Regions from separate parts of the Homo sapiens genome. Here region 2 is linked to region 1. A link is a contact called in ENCODE Hi-C or POLR2A ChIA-PET data. All regions are on one chromosome and are shown on one strand. Each heading gives the region's core, a stretch centred on a gene start or an enhancer-like site at or near the end of the contact. The rest is flanking DNA. Distances are from core to core; before and after follow the strand shown. Region 1 overlaps PDE4D (phosphodiesterase 4D). Region 2 overlaps PDE4D (phosphodiesterase 4D).

Region 1 (7,113 bases), core at 1,881-4,380:
CTTCACCCTGACAGTGATGGATCATCACAACATTTCCAAGATCAAGAATGCACTTCCCATCTGTGTTTCCTCTAAAGTCAAAATATGGCCCATCTTTCAAAAGGAAAATTCAAATGTTACCCATTCAGTCTTCTAACACTTTCATTTCCTAATCTAATTAGAAAAGATCATTCTGGCTAAGAGGTGGTATAGTAGTTTAACCCACCCACTCATATGCATGTGTTTGTATTTATATATAAAATTTTATTTTCACATTTCTTTTTCCTAGTGGCATTAGCAAAAGCACTCCCAGTTTCATTGAGTCTCTTTTAAGTTTTGCTTCCCCTCTCCTCCTCTCTTCACTATGCTCTGCTGTCTTGGTGTCTCCCCACTACTCATGTACTCTCCCTCCATTTCTCAATTCTCATATGAGGGGAGGTGCCCCAGAGGGTGACGAAGGACAGTGTGGCAGAGGACAGGAGGAAGAAAACATAGGCACAGCTGCACTTCAGCATTCTGAAGCTGTAATCATCCTGAGCATCTGTCCAGGGACTTCCTTGCCCAGTTGCTTTGCCATCTGTACTTGAAGCCAAGGAGCATCAGGTGCTTTGCCTTTCCTCACCAGGCTTACGCCATAGCCTTTTCACCCCACTACCCACACCTCCCAGTGATGCTGCAACTATTTCTCCTCTGGGCTCCATGCAGTAACTTTCTGGGTTTTTTTGGTTGTTGTTTTAGAGCATTTTTGTAGACAGGGTTTTACTCAGTCATCCAGACTGGAGTACAGTGGTGCAGTTATGGCTCACTGTAGCCTTAACCTCCTGAGCTCAAGGCATCCTCCCACTTCAGCCTCTCAAGTAGGTGGGACTACAGGTGCAAACCAACATGCCTGGCTCATTTTTTATTTTTTTGTAAATATAGGGTTTTTCCATGTTGCCCAAGTTGGTTTTGATCTCCCGGGCTCAAGCGATCCTCCTGGTTCAGCCTCCCAAAATGTTGGGATTATAGGCATTATCCACTGTGCCTGGCCCAGTAACTTTCTAAATAGTGTACAGGCCTCCAGTCTCACCACCTGTCCCATTCTCCTTCTCTTTCCTTCTGCAGAGACCTAAGAGCCAAGCGGAGCCCATCTCCTTCCTACACATTCTTCCAGCCTCTTTAGGACCTGATTTCACAACCTCATGTGCCACACCCCAGCTGCACCCTCCTGGTGGAAAGTGTTTTGCAGCTTCTTAAAGATATCATTCTGCTTCATTCATCAACCTTTGTCCATGGTGTTCCTTCTGACTAGAATGTGTCCCCCAACCCCTTTGCCTGGTGAGACCCTCCTCTTCCTTTGAGACCCATCAGAAGGCTTGTCTCTTCTTGGAAGCTTCTCACCCCACTCCAGTGCTGCATCCCTAGTTTCTGTGCATCCCCTGCAACCTGTGCATCACTTTTTCAAACATCGCTCCTCAAGTAGCATTGTGCATGCTGTTTTCTTGCCTTTCTCACTCACACAAATGGGAGTTTCCTGGGGGCCCTTTGTCATCACCACCTGCCTGACTGGATACACTAACACTCAGCCTACCTGCCACCTACTTGGAACCTTACAGGTGTTTCTTTGATTAATTAATTAATTCATGTTTTCTCCTCTTCTGGTCAGTTCTTCCACTTTACCTGTGCTTGTTTGGATATGCAGAGCTCTAGCTGGCGAGAGTGTCCTTCTGGCTAGATTGTCTCACCAAAAAGAGAATGGGTTTTCCCCATCCGGGTGTCTCTTAATTTTTTCTTCCACTCGTGTTTGGACAAAATTATTTATTGACTGGAAGGACCACATGGCAACTCTTCATGGCTTTGAGGCCCCTTAATGAGTGTCCAAGGGAGATTCTCTCTCACTTCCAAGTTCATGGCAGACATTTACCTACCCAGTCAGCTTGAACTGAGCTCATAGAAGTTTTATTTCTGGCTTTTGCGGATCATTTTTTATGCTGTTCCTCTCACCTGAAGCTCCCTTTCTATCTCTCCCTAGTTGGATAATAGTACACATATTAAATGTGTACCTTGTACCAAGTATGCTGAGACCTGCTTATAACTAATTTTGCTTGATCTTCATGAATAGTGTTTTGAAATAGCATTTTTCTATCCCTGCAGATAGGAAAACTAGAAAACAAAGAATAAGTAACTTCCCCAAGCTCACATGACTTGTAAGTGGCAGAGCTGGGATTTGAACCCAAGCCCCTCTGAAGCTAAAGCCTGTAGAGTACATGCTCCCTTCCTCCACATCACACTGCCCCTGCTTGTTCACACTCAATGTGAGAATCCACTTCTCAAGTTTGTCTTGCTTATTCCAACCTGTTTTGCAATGAATCTCTTTCAACAGCTCTATAGTTCCTGGCACTCACTTGGCATCCATCATTTTCTATGTTGTCATGTTTGGTATCTTTTCATGTATGTAATGTGCATCTCTTCTTAGGAGTAAGACCAGAACTTTTCTGCTCTGCAGTTTTCTCCCTGTGAGGGATGGTGAAACTTGGTGGCTAAGAGCATGGTTTATACAGACAGACTTCTTAGGTTTATATTCTGGCTCTCCTCTGTACTTGCTGTATCAGCTAGGGCTGATGTCTTCACTTTTTTATGATTCCATTTCTACCTCTGTACAATAAGGCAAATATGAATACTTACCTCAGAGTGTTGTTGTGAAGATGGAATGAATTAATGGCCATAAAGCACTTACAGCTGTGTCTGGTACATAGTGACCACTCACTAATGGTCACTTATAATTCCTTCACAACCTGTAAGGGTCCTTTCCACCCAGGTGATGTCCCTATGTCTCAACTGAATGACTGGTTAGGGATATCTTTCCATGGGCTACTGTGGCTGCAGATAATTGCATTCTTATTTGAGAGTTATGTTAACTAGTGTGGGCTTTTATTTGCTTCTCTCTTTCTATCAATGAGTCCTGCTGCTTCAACCCTGGGTTAACTGAAATTTGAAACCTTTTTCTACTCAAATTCCTTTGATGCTGAAATTCCTCTGCGGTCACAGCTAAGCACTTTGTGTGGTAACCTTCTCTTCTGTCCTCAGGCCTGCTGAGATCATCTGCTCAGCAGCATGTCTGACACCTGTTGCCACCTCACCCAGCCACTTCCTTGGTGACCTGGCAATGCCCAGAGGGGCCCTGCCAGCTTGGAGCCCTGTGGCAATGCTGTTTGATTCAGCAAACTGATAGCCTTCTGACATCCTTTCTTCATTTTAGCAGCCAAATCACATGCACCTTAATATTTATCAATAGCTAAGCAACACCGGAAGGAAGTGAGACAGAGCCTCTGGGCTAGTCACTATCTCTGATTTTACAGAATGGTTAAGCCAGGTGTAAAATATCTCACAATAACATGCCCTGTTGTCCTGAGGATTCAATTCCACCGAGATATAATTACCATATGAGGAAGTGAGAAATAGGGTTTCTTTCTAATACACAGAAAATAGAAAATAAGATGCTTTTCTTGGCCACTGTTATCAGTTTCCTGTTAAGGTTCTGCTTTGTTTAAAACAGTCCTGTTTTGCTTAAAAACAAACTCTAAGGAATTTTTCTAAAACATGACTCAACCTAACTAGGTATATATACTGTACTTTAAAGTGAACATATTTGAAATAATTGTGAGTGACAAAGAGACGGAAAAACATAGATTTTGAAACTAGCATTATTCTAATGATTTTTATCCCAGTGGTTTATTTGGAAATGAATTTCCATTCACAACATCTTCATTTGTCTTCTAATTTTCATGCAATTTGAAAGGGTTAGTTTCCTTACCCACAGGATCATCCTGGTCAAATCTCAAAAGATTGGCTAGGGCATTCTGATTTTACAGGCAAATTTATATTTTGCCGTTTCAGGAAATAATTCCTTCATGGTTATCTTTTATAAAGAGCTTATTTGTATAATATATACACATAGTATATATCAAATAAAAGATCTGGTGTTATAAACATAAGAATAAGCAATTTCCCTTTTGTGATAGGAATATGAAATTCCTTCTGGTAGAGGACGTTTAAGAGCATGTCCAAAGAATGGCTAATCAATGAATTCTCTCATTTTGTAAGGAGACACTTAGATGCATTTCTGAAAAAAACAAAACAAAACAAAACAAAACAAAAAACACTTTGGGCTTTCTCTGTATTCTTCAAGCATTTCTAAACATTTATTGACATATGCAGTAGAGAAAAACTGGTATCAGGAGGAAGGCAGTAAGTAGCCAGCAGTCACAAGGTACAAAGAATAAAATGCATGCAAACATGTACAGTATTCACTTTCAGGAGTTAATCTACATTTTATTTAATTTTTTTTTTTTTTTTTGACAGCGTTTCACTCTTGTTGCCCAGGCTGGAGTGCAGTGGTGCGATCTCAGCTCACTGCAACATCTGCCTCCCGGGTTCAAGCAATTCTCCGGCCTCAGCCTCCCAAATAGCTGGGATTACAGGCATATGCCACCATGCCTGGCTAATTTTTTTGAATTTTTAGTAGAGACGGGTTTTTGCCATGTTGGTCAGGCTGGTCTCAAACTCCTGACCACAGGTGATCTGCCTGCCTCGGCTGCCCAAAGTGCTGGAATTACAGGCGTGAGCCACCATGCCTGGTCCCTTTTAAAATATTTTAACACTGAGACCATATTACTGATGTACTACTTCTTTCTAAAAGTAATTAGAATAAATGTACACCCTCTTCTTTAAACTTTGCATTTTTCAAATTTCCAAAAACAAAAACTAATTATAAGTAAATCCATAAGCAAAACGCTGTTAATTACCACTTCCAAAATCTGGAAGCGGTGACTTGCTTTACTAAGACAAGAAACTTTAGACAGGTGAATACTTTTAACAAGGAACACACTTAACTTTGTCTAATTGAGCAAATTACAAATCAGAGCTAGTAGCTTGTTAATTATAAGAATATCTCCATTACTTGAATACGTGTACTAGTCATGGTAGGCAAAATAATACTCCAATAACGGACGACCCCACTGTGGATCTGAGAACCCCGCAGGCCAGCAGTCTCCATGTGATTGCCAAAAGCAATGCCGCCATATAAACCACAGGTGTCTACCTTCACCATGACAGAAGAAAGGGTTAGAGATTCCAGAAGTCACAATTAAATGCTTCCACCCCGAAAAGTGGATCATATTTCATTTTCCAAAGCAATGCAACTTTGTTAACCTCAAAGAGGCAGGGAAGTACAATTTTCCTGTGGGGTTGGAAGAAGAAAACTGGAAATTGGTGAACAGTTTTGAAATGTCTGCCATAACTTTTAAGTGAGGAACTTAGTGTTCTCTTACTCTGTCATGTTTTTAAATATCTTTTTGATTGAAATCTTTCAAGGCTTTCCAGATCCCTGAAGATAAAATACAAACTCTCCAACAAGACCTTTTGGCCATCAGGAACGCAGCACCTGGCTCTCTCACTAGTATCCTCTCTCTGTTTGCCATGTCCCATTAAGACTGTCTCCAGAAACAATGAATTTATTGTTGCCTGTTTCCTGCTAGCTTTTCCCCGTATTTACACAGTTTGCTTTATCTGCTGGGATTACCCTTCCCTGACTATGCTCAATCTCTATCTCCCTTGGCAATTCTCCTCCAGGCCCCAGACCTGAGAACTGGACCAGTGCTCTGCTCTCTCCTCTGAGCTTCACCACATCCTGTGAAAACTTGAACCTAATTCTTACTAGGTTTTAATCAACTGTTTACCTGTCTTTTCTCCCCACTAAAGATGAAAAGTCGCAGAGATAGCGGAGAACAAGAACCAGATCTCACAGTCATGGTGCCAAAAGAGTATCTAACCCTGAATTGGAGTTCAATACATACTTGTTGAATGAATGAGTGAGTGAATGAATGAATGGGTTTTTTTTGTGCTTTCATCTACCTGATTGGTAGCATATTCAGGACAGTATGTTTTTCTCACCTTTTTACATGCTATAAGACATAAAACAGATAATGCGTGTAGTGGGTTCATAATAAAGGTTTAAATAAACTTTACCTACAGTTTTATCACTAGGAATATATTTCTGATATCTATTACCTTTGAACTTTTTATGCCAGATTATGTTTAAAAACATGGTGTCACTCGTAAGCCACATCTGGGACTGATTTTCATGGATTGATTAAACTTTACATTTCTTCGGAGTATTCACTGCCAAGCCCTCTGGTGCCATGTCCTAAACCAAATATTTCAGAAACATTGCAAAACAAGGCTGCCCTTGTGCTTTGGAAACGCTTTCAAATGACATGCCATTCCTTTCAACTTGAATCTATTAAAGACTTGAAATTGTAGCAATCCATTGGACTATATGTCAAGAAACTGGTATTTTTAAAGGGTGGCATGTTTCTTCATTTATATGTAAATTATTTCCATGTGCTTTGGAGAGAAAAATGGAAATTTTGTGAACGTACTTAGCCCTTAAAGAATGTGATTGATCCTTGATGATGTCGTTCCAGACAACAACAAATACACAAGAACTCTTTTTGAGTGCTGTAAGAAGCTTCTCAAAATTTCCAGTATAATCCTAGGAAAACATTTTTTTTTAATCTTTTCTAATCAGGAAGTCTTTAAAGTGTATTTTATCAAAATGTTCAGTATTGTGGAAACATACTCATGAGCTATTAGCTATAGCTGACTTTTGAGGTTATAGGTGAAAAGTTTTCACATCAGGAAGTTTCATGTAGAACAACCAGCGTCATTCACGCTCATATCTGTGGCTTATATCCAAGAGGGCCACTGGAGGCTTAGGGGCTTTGAAGTTAACAGCATGAAACTTCTCCAAAACAAACATTTAATTTTTTTCTGTTCGTTTCCTTAAACAAAGTCCATGTAATAAATGAAATAATTTTGAAGAACATTGTAATGAATCCCACATACCAGTGGGTCCCAAATTACTGGAAATCATAACATGGCTCATGTGAAGAAAGAATTATACTATTTTCAAGCTGTTGTATGTTAAACTATTATAGTAAGTAGCATAATTGGCATATATTTTAGGCCGTATTTTCAATAAATCAATATTTTTGCTCAAAAGGCAAAATTTAATAATTTAATAATCTCATAAGGTGAAGGATGGACAGGTACCATGTTAGGAATTTGACATGTGTTGTTGCTAATAGACTCATT
Region 2 (7,113 bases), core at 1,970-4,469, 220 kb before region 1:
AACATAACTTTGGTTCTGGATGAAATCGAATCAGGACCTGACTCTACTCCTAGAAGAACGCTGACCCCAAACTCCTGTTTTGCAGAACCCTGAAGGAGCAAGTAAAGATGCCAGCCATTAAATATGAAGACCTTCAGAGACCTAGAACTAATGGAACTAAATCAAGGATTTCTATTTTATCTTAGATTAAAATGCCATTTATATGCATTCAGGGCATAGTTTTCACTCCCATGAGGAATAGATTCATACCTGTATAAAGCTGGGAATATAATGACTAATTAAATATACTGTATGACTTCAATATAGCCAAGAAAATTACAATCATTCCAAGTAATACTGTTTTTCCCCAGACACAAATCTGAGGATCTTGAATCTTAGCACTGGAAGGAATGTAGACATCACGCAGGCTCATCACTTCTCTGGCACAGAACTTGACTTGCCTTGAGCACATGTCTGGTAGCTTCTTCCTGGGAACATAGATGACATAACGCATATTGCCTTTCCAGGCAGCTTGATCTGTCATGAGACAGCTCTGGCCTTTTAGAAACCAGCCTTTATACTGAGCTGTGAGCCTGCTTCTCTGTATTGCACATTTTTTGTTCTTAATTCTGAACAAAAAGTTTTTGTGAATTTTCTTCCTGGAAATGGTCTTCACCACTTGAAACAACTGTCATGCCCATCTGAGCATATTTCTTAGGTGAGGCTTCCCAGTTTGGGAGACGCTTCTCTCATAAAATATTTCTGAATTCATCAGTATCTCTGTTCCTATAAAACGCGTGGCTGTCTACTTCAGGCAAATCCTAACCAAGCTCAGGTAACAGTGAAGTGATTGTTTGCTGTGAAACAGTATTGTACTGTTGAAGTTAAAGAGGTCTATGATTACATTGTGTTTATTTTGGATTTTGCATTATTGAGTATTTTTTACTTTATTTTCTTTTTGTAAAGCCCATATCACTACCTATAACAAGCTTTTGATAAGTGAACTTTCTAATTTTTCCTATTCTATAGCTATGTAAGGGAATCTTTAAATTTTGCCAGGACTTTCTAGCCTAATGCAACAAGGGAGGTTACATTAACTATAATAATTTAAATTTCATTAGTTTTTTCCCACATTTGCTGAAGCAATTCTTCTACACAATCTATTTCATTATTTCTGGGAGTTCTAAATGTGTCCCACAGGAACACATCCCCCTTCTTGGAACCACTGCTCTTCCACCAGAACCAGCAGCTCTCTGGACTCCCCAAGGCTTATTAGGTCTCATTGTTACCCAGGGAGTCAAGCAGCTATCACAAGGCCATGCTTTGGCTTTGTAGCTGCTCCAATGGATGTTAAAATTTCTCACTTTGTTCCTGATACTGTACGGAATTATATGCAACATCTCTTTACTTAAAAGCTCTCTGCTTCTCCCAGGATCCAGAGATTCATCCCTGGAAAAGCATTCAAGTGCAGCTGCCATATTCCATTTAGAATGCCTCCTTCCTTCAGACAGCCAAGGTTTTGTTATTGGGCTCAGCTCTATGTGCCCAGCTCCTTCTTCAGTACAAGGAGCTCTCTCCAAAGAGGTCACTAAATCCCCTGCAAATAGTCTTTAACTAGACCTTTTCAAACCTTGTCTCTTTTTTTTCTTTGAAATGACACTGTACCATGAACATTTTTATGAAATCATTAAACATGTTAAACTTCATCAAAGCCATCATTTTAAAGTCTTCCATGATGTCTATCTTATAGAGATACACCATACTAGAATGCATTTTTTTCATTTTTCTATTGCTGAGAATGTTGGGTTTTATACATAGCTTGTTATTTTAAGTAAATGTTGTGCTTTACCTTGTTCCTATTATACTTTTAATTCAGCCTACTGTTAGCATCTGTGGATGATTTTCTATGCTTATATGTCACTCAATATATTAGCATCATTCCCAGCTTTTGGCTTTACATATGCATTTTTAAGATGTGTCTCTTACCTTTTAACCATCAAATCAGATTTTAGTTGCTTGATAGACCCAGCTTTTATATTTCAGTTTATGCCACCTCTAAGGTCGTTGTAGTGAGATGCCTATATAAAAGACATACAAATTCAAGGAGTGAATTAAAATCTCACTTGAAATTTTAAATGTCACTGAATATTAATTGTGGTCGCTAATTGGTATATTTTCTAGTAATCACTTCAAAAGCTCCTCATTAAAAATAAATCATAAAAATATAGAATTATAAGAGCTTTTAGGTATAGTTCAATGATCTAATTCCATCCATTTATCTGTCCATCTATCCTTCAGCAAGTCATTTATCACCTTCCTTCTGTATATTACAGATGATAATAAAGACATCTGGGACAAAAAGGTAAGTCACAGACCTACCCATGTGTATGGGTGATAGAGTAGTGAATACAAGTGACAAAGGGTGTGATTCCTTCTGTTTGAGAGGTGAAGAAAGTATTCCCAAAGCAAGTGACATTGAATCAGCACCTTAAGATAAAACGAAGAACTCAGCAGAAAGAAAGTGAATGGGAAGATGTGGTAATAGGTTTAAATGGACATGGCATGTCGGCAACTAAATTTCTGTAGCTCCAGAATATTCTCCCCAGTCCCCTGAGACGAAGTTACAGAGCTGTGAATCCGGTAGTGAAAGCCTTGGTATAAGGCGCATAAGAAATGTGCAGATTATCTACCATGAAATAGAGGAAGAAATCAAGGTTATTCAAGTAGAGGAATGACACGTTTTAGAAAGACTTTTGTTATAACGTTATGGGAAATGGATTATAGGCTGGAGGCAAGAGATAAGACATTGTCAGTGTGACAGAATATTTTATTAATAAAGCACATAATTTATACTCAGATCTATGTGAGATGAGACCAATTCATGTCAACATGTCCAATGTTTTTGAAAAAATGCTAAGTTTTTATTATCGCTTTTGTTTATTTCCCTGTGAAATATAGTAGGCTAGCCCTCTATTTCTCCTGGCGAAATCTTTAGATAGGTGGAAAAAAAAATGTTGAAAAAGGGCATCAATGACCTCTTTTATCTTGGTTTTATCTGCCTTTTGGAAGATACTTGATTCAAAGCTATGAAAAAGCATCTCACCAATCCCGTATTTCACTTGGTTGGACGATGTGTCAAGAGAACGCCTGAGGCTTCCTCTGTCCGTTAACAGGCCAGTCATGAGTCACAGTCTGAACATGAGGAAATGTTCATGTACTTTTTCATAGTCATGGCAATGAGACTTTTTTGTGCCCAAAGTACTATCCTCGCCTAAAGTCCCTGTTAAAAAGGTTATTTTCTGCCACAGGCAGGTAGCAGAATGTCAAGATCCAATTCCAAGTGCTTCATCATCACTCGGATAGCCTCAGGAAGCTGAGGTTTTACAGCTGCCTGGAACCCACATGCTTCATGTGATGTAGAGCAGCCCTGTTAATTAGCTGTTTCAGGATTCTTAATGCCCTATGGCTTTGGAAACACTTGTTAGCCCACAGAGGGAGGGGAAGAGCTGGAAGCAATTGGACTACAGCCTGAATTTATTTTAATTCAATTCAGTAACCACCTTATCTTTCTAAATCCCTGTTTAGAATCTGTTGAAAATTATAGTTGATTTAAGTTTTTCTCAGTGATGCATCCTGAGAGAAGAGGGAGATTACAATTCAAGGTTTTCTGAAGCCACAGAAATGTGGAGTGCTGCAGAAAGAGCTGATCGATGGAACTTTCCAGACACATGTATGCAATTTTCTAAAGGCTAGAAAATAGATGCCGGGGATGGGGAGAGGGGAGGCCAGTTGATGTGGAAAGGCTTGTGTAGAGTGCCCACGAGTCTGCATTTCTGTTCACCTACCAGAAGAAACACTGCCAGTTCCCCCCACCCTCACCCCCCAACCATTCTCACTGCAGAGAGCTGGCACTCAACAAACTCATAATTTTTCTCAATACAATTCTCATGACATAACCTGACCAACCATATGAAACCTAATGAAGAAAACAACCATTGCCATTGGCAACAAATGCAGGAGTTGCATCACAAGTAAACCACATACTTTACTTCACAAATTTGAACATTAGAGTACCACCGGCAAAAACATGGTACCATCCTTCGGTATGGATGAGATATCAGTTTACAAAACCTTCACTGGAAAGTCCATACCAAAATTTTTAAAATGCATGCAAAAGCTAATTGTGTTGACATCTTTCTTATCAGAGCTATTGCAAATTATTTTGTCTAGAGGTGGTTCTTAAAACAGCCACCTGTCTGTCCACTAATCATGTACATAGCATCCTCTTCCTCATATTCATCCTCTGAAATACCAAGAGGTGAAAGAGTGTTTCAGTAGCTCACCATTCTTGGCTGTTACATAATGGGTCAGATTCCTTTCTGAGTAGTAGGAGAGGTCAGTGATCCAGATCTATATATCTTTGTGCTTTTTCCACTAATACATTCTTAGAACCTAGTAGGTGCTCAATAAACGTTAGCTGTATGAATGAGTTAGTGAATCAATGAATGAAGTGTTAATTTTTAGAAATATTATGGTCAGAATTTTACTAGGAAAAACATTTCTTATAATCACAAATGAAAGCTAGGTTTACTCAAAATTGGGAATAGTAAGTAGTCTTTCCATTTCCCATACCACAGGTATGCTTGTATTCTTCTTATATGCTTATGAAAGAAGAGAATGTGGATTAAGTTATAAACTATTTGTACATGATATTGTATATGTAAAAATCATGTCAGTTTTGAGGCCAGGATTTCTTTGTATTGAGTAAAATTTTCCTAAATATTTGCCCATTGTATTAGTTCATTCTCACATTGCTGATAAAGACATACTCAAGACTGGGTAATTTATAAAGAAAAACAGGTTTAAGGGACTTACAGTTCCACGTGACTGGGGAGGCCTCACAATCATGGTGGAAGGCAAAAGGCATGTCTTACATGGTGGCAGACATGAGAGAAAATGAGAGAAAAACCATGAAAAAGGGGTTTCCCCTTATAAAGCCATCAGATCTTGTGAGACTTATTCACTACCATGAGAACAGTATGGGGAAAATTGCCCCCATGATTCAATTATCTCCCACCAGGTCCCTCCCACAACACATGGGAATCATGAGAGCTACAGTTCAAGATGAGATTTGGGTGGGGACACAGCCAAACCACATCACCCATTTTAAAACAGGCTTGATATCAATTTATTGCTAGAAAACTATAATTTGTATTTTCTTTTACATTTTTAATGACTGATTGTACATTTGTTCCCTCAAAAGAGGCTCTCCAAAATACTGCCTAATTCCTATGTTAATAGCAACCCAAACATGTTTTCAATACTAATATTAAAACAAATTAGCTTAACAAATACAAAAGGTAATGCCTGGTTTATACAATACGGATTTGAGAAATGCAGGTTTCAACCTGTTCCACACCATGCCCTTCATTATATTCTTCTGCCAGAGATTTTATTCTTTACTTTTCATTCAATCAGAAAGAATTGAGAGGAATTTGAACCCATTCTGCCTATTTAGAATATCATTTGTACTGACTTTAATCTTTTGCTCCTAATCCATGAATTCCTGAGGTCTTTTATTTACATCCATAAATTTGAAAAGCACAATCCCCTTTTTTTTTTTAAAAAAAAAAAAAGGAAGTTACTTTTGGGAATCAGAGACATGTACCTCTTTGTTCTCTTGGAGAGCTGTGGGTTATGGGAGGGAACTCCTCATCCTGTTTCCTGATATGCAGTGACTTCTCTCTTACACAGATGAGTCCTAAAACCTTTGTGAGCTCAGACAAGTTGGCTGGTTTTATTTTTATTTTTTTATTTTTGAGATTGTCTCACTCTGTCACTCAGGATGGAGTGCAGTGGCCCAATTACCAACTCACTGCAGCCTTGACCTTCCAGGCTGAAACCATCTTCCCACCTCAGCCTCCCAAATAGCTAAGACCACAGGTGCACACCACCATACCCACTAATTTTTTGTAGAGATAGGGTTTCGCCATATTGCCCAGGCTGGTCTTGAACTCCTGGTCTCAACCAATTCACCTGCCTTGGCCTCCCAAAGTGCTGGGGTTACAGGTGTGAGCCACCATGCCTGGCCAAGTTGCCTGGTTCTTTACATGGAATGTTCTTTACATGGAATGTTCCAGGATCAATTAAACACAGATAAATAACAACTTATGTTTTGTAAATAAACACATCTGAATGGAATCTTACTCCAATTTAGATAGAAATTGATATTTTTCCTTTCAAATGAAATAAATGTTTTAGACTAGGACATCCCAAGTGAATTGAAGATTGGTACAGGAGCCTGAGGAAGGAAGTTTAAGAGAGTGAAAGCATGAGAGAAGAGCCAAGATTATGTAGCCCAGAGAAGGAAAGAATTATTACCTACCATTACTTTAAGGGACTGTGCTTCCTCACAGTAGTGGAAGACAGATGCTCATTTTTTATTCAAGACTGTGTAAAATAAATGGCCTTAATTTATAGATGTGGATGCTGGTTTATATCAATACACCTCAACCTGGGATGGCTCCAAATCTTGACTACACATGGGAATAACTTGAGGAGTTTTACAAAAAAACTGATGCCTGGGTCACACCCTGAGAGATTCTTATTTATCTGGTCTGGGGTGGTGTGGCCCAGGCACTGAAATTTATAAAATTCTCCGGGTGATTCTAATATGCAGCCAAGGTTAAGAATGCAGCTGTACAGCTGTAGATGGAAGAATACCAAAACCAGGCCTTCTGCTAGTGCCTGAGCTTCTCCTCATTTTAGTTTCTGTGATGTGTTCAGACATTGTTTCTAGAATCTCCTGGGTAATATGAGTTATAGTCCTTTGGATGGAGTAATACATTAACACATCCATACTCACATAGTTTGGAAGGGGCCAGGATGCAAAGGGAAGTTGGAGGAGGAAGAGAAGGAAATGGTAAAGTCCAAAGCATGGGTGAAGGGGGGCCAATATAAACCCACAGAGCAAAAAGGAGATGTTGGGTCATCATATTCTATTACATAAATTGGATTTACATTTCCTTGTCTTTCATTGCTGGTCTTTATTCCCACAAGTCTCCAAATACAGTCATAAAATTCTCATGAGTTGTTATAGCAAAATTGCTTATCATTTACTATTTCTTAAATGAA

What was found. A loop is a pair of places that touch in the nucleus more often than their neighbours do. ChIA-PET counts read pairs that join two places held with the same protein, here RNA polymerase II (POLR2A). Pooled maps may share reads with other maps.
Region 2: a loop to region 1 is called in a map of PC-9, with 15 times the contacts of the local background. The contact joins two enhancer-like sites. A Hi-C loop is called at or near these places in 4 of 168 maps with a recorded cell type or tissue (B cell, OCI-LY7, PC-9 and 1 more), 12 of 37 single-sample maps with no recorded cell type and 9 of 50 pooled maps. POLR2A ChIA-PET finds 5 or more read pairs at or near these places in 1 of 52 experiments (HEK293T).

What each region holds. Positions count from the first base shown.
Region 1 is chr5:59,559,133-59,566,245 of GRCh38, reverse strand. All of the region lies in intron 1 of PDE4D (phosphodiesterase 4D), which reads left to right. LOC107986347 (a long non-coding RNA gene) reads left to right here. Exons shown (of 2, transcript XR_001742409.2): 1 at 1-5,780. Among named protein-coding and RNA genes, the nearest start is that of MIR582, 140 kb to the left of the region's middle. RefSeq lists an enhancer at 2,698-3,348. Within about 2 kb of position 3,130, at least 11 of the 41 ENCODE cell types and tissues checked have a DNase peak (open chromatin) inside an H3K27ac peak, as active enhancers do; they include PC-9 and endothelial cell of umbilical vein, where a contact is called at or near this core.
Region 2 is chr5:59,782,742-59,789,854 of GRCh38, reverse strand. All of the region lies in intron 1 of PDE4D (phosphodiesterase 4D), which reads left to right. It overlaps LOC105378988 (a long non-coding RNA gene), which reads right to left. Exons shown (of 2, transcript XR_001742413.2): 1 at 1,966-7,113. Among named protein-coding and RNA genes, the nearest start is that of MIR582, 83 kb to the right of the region's middle. Within about 2 kb of position 3,219, at least 5 of the 41 ENCODE cell types and tissues checked have a DNase peak (open chromatin) inside an H3K27ac peak, as active enhancers do; they include PC-9 and endothelial cell of umbilical vein, where a contact is called at or near this core.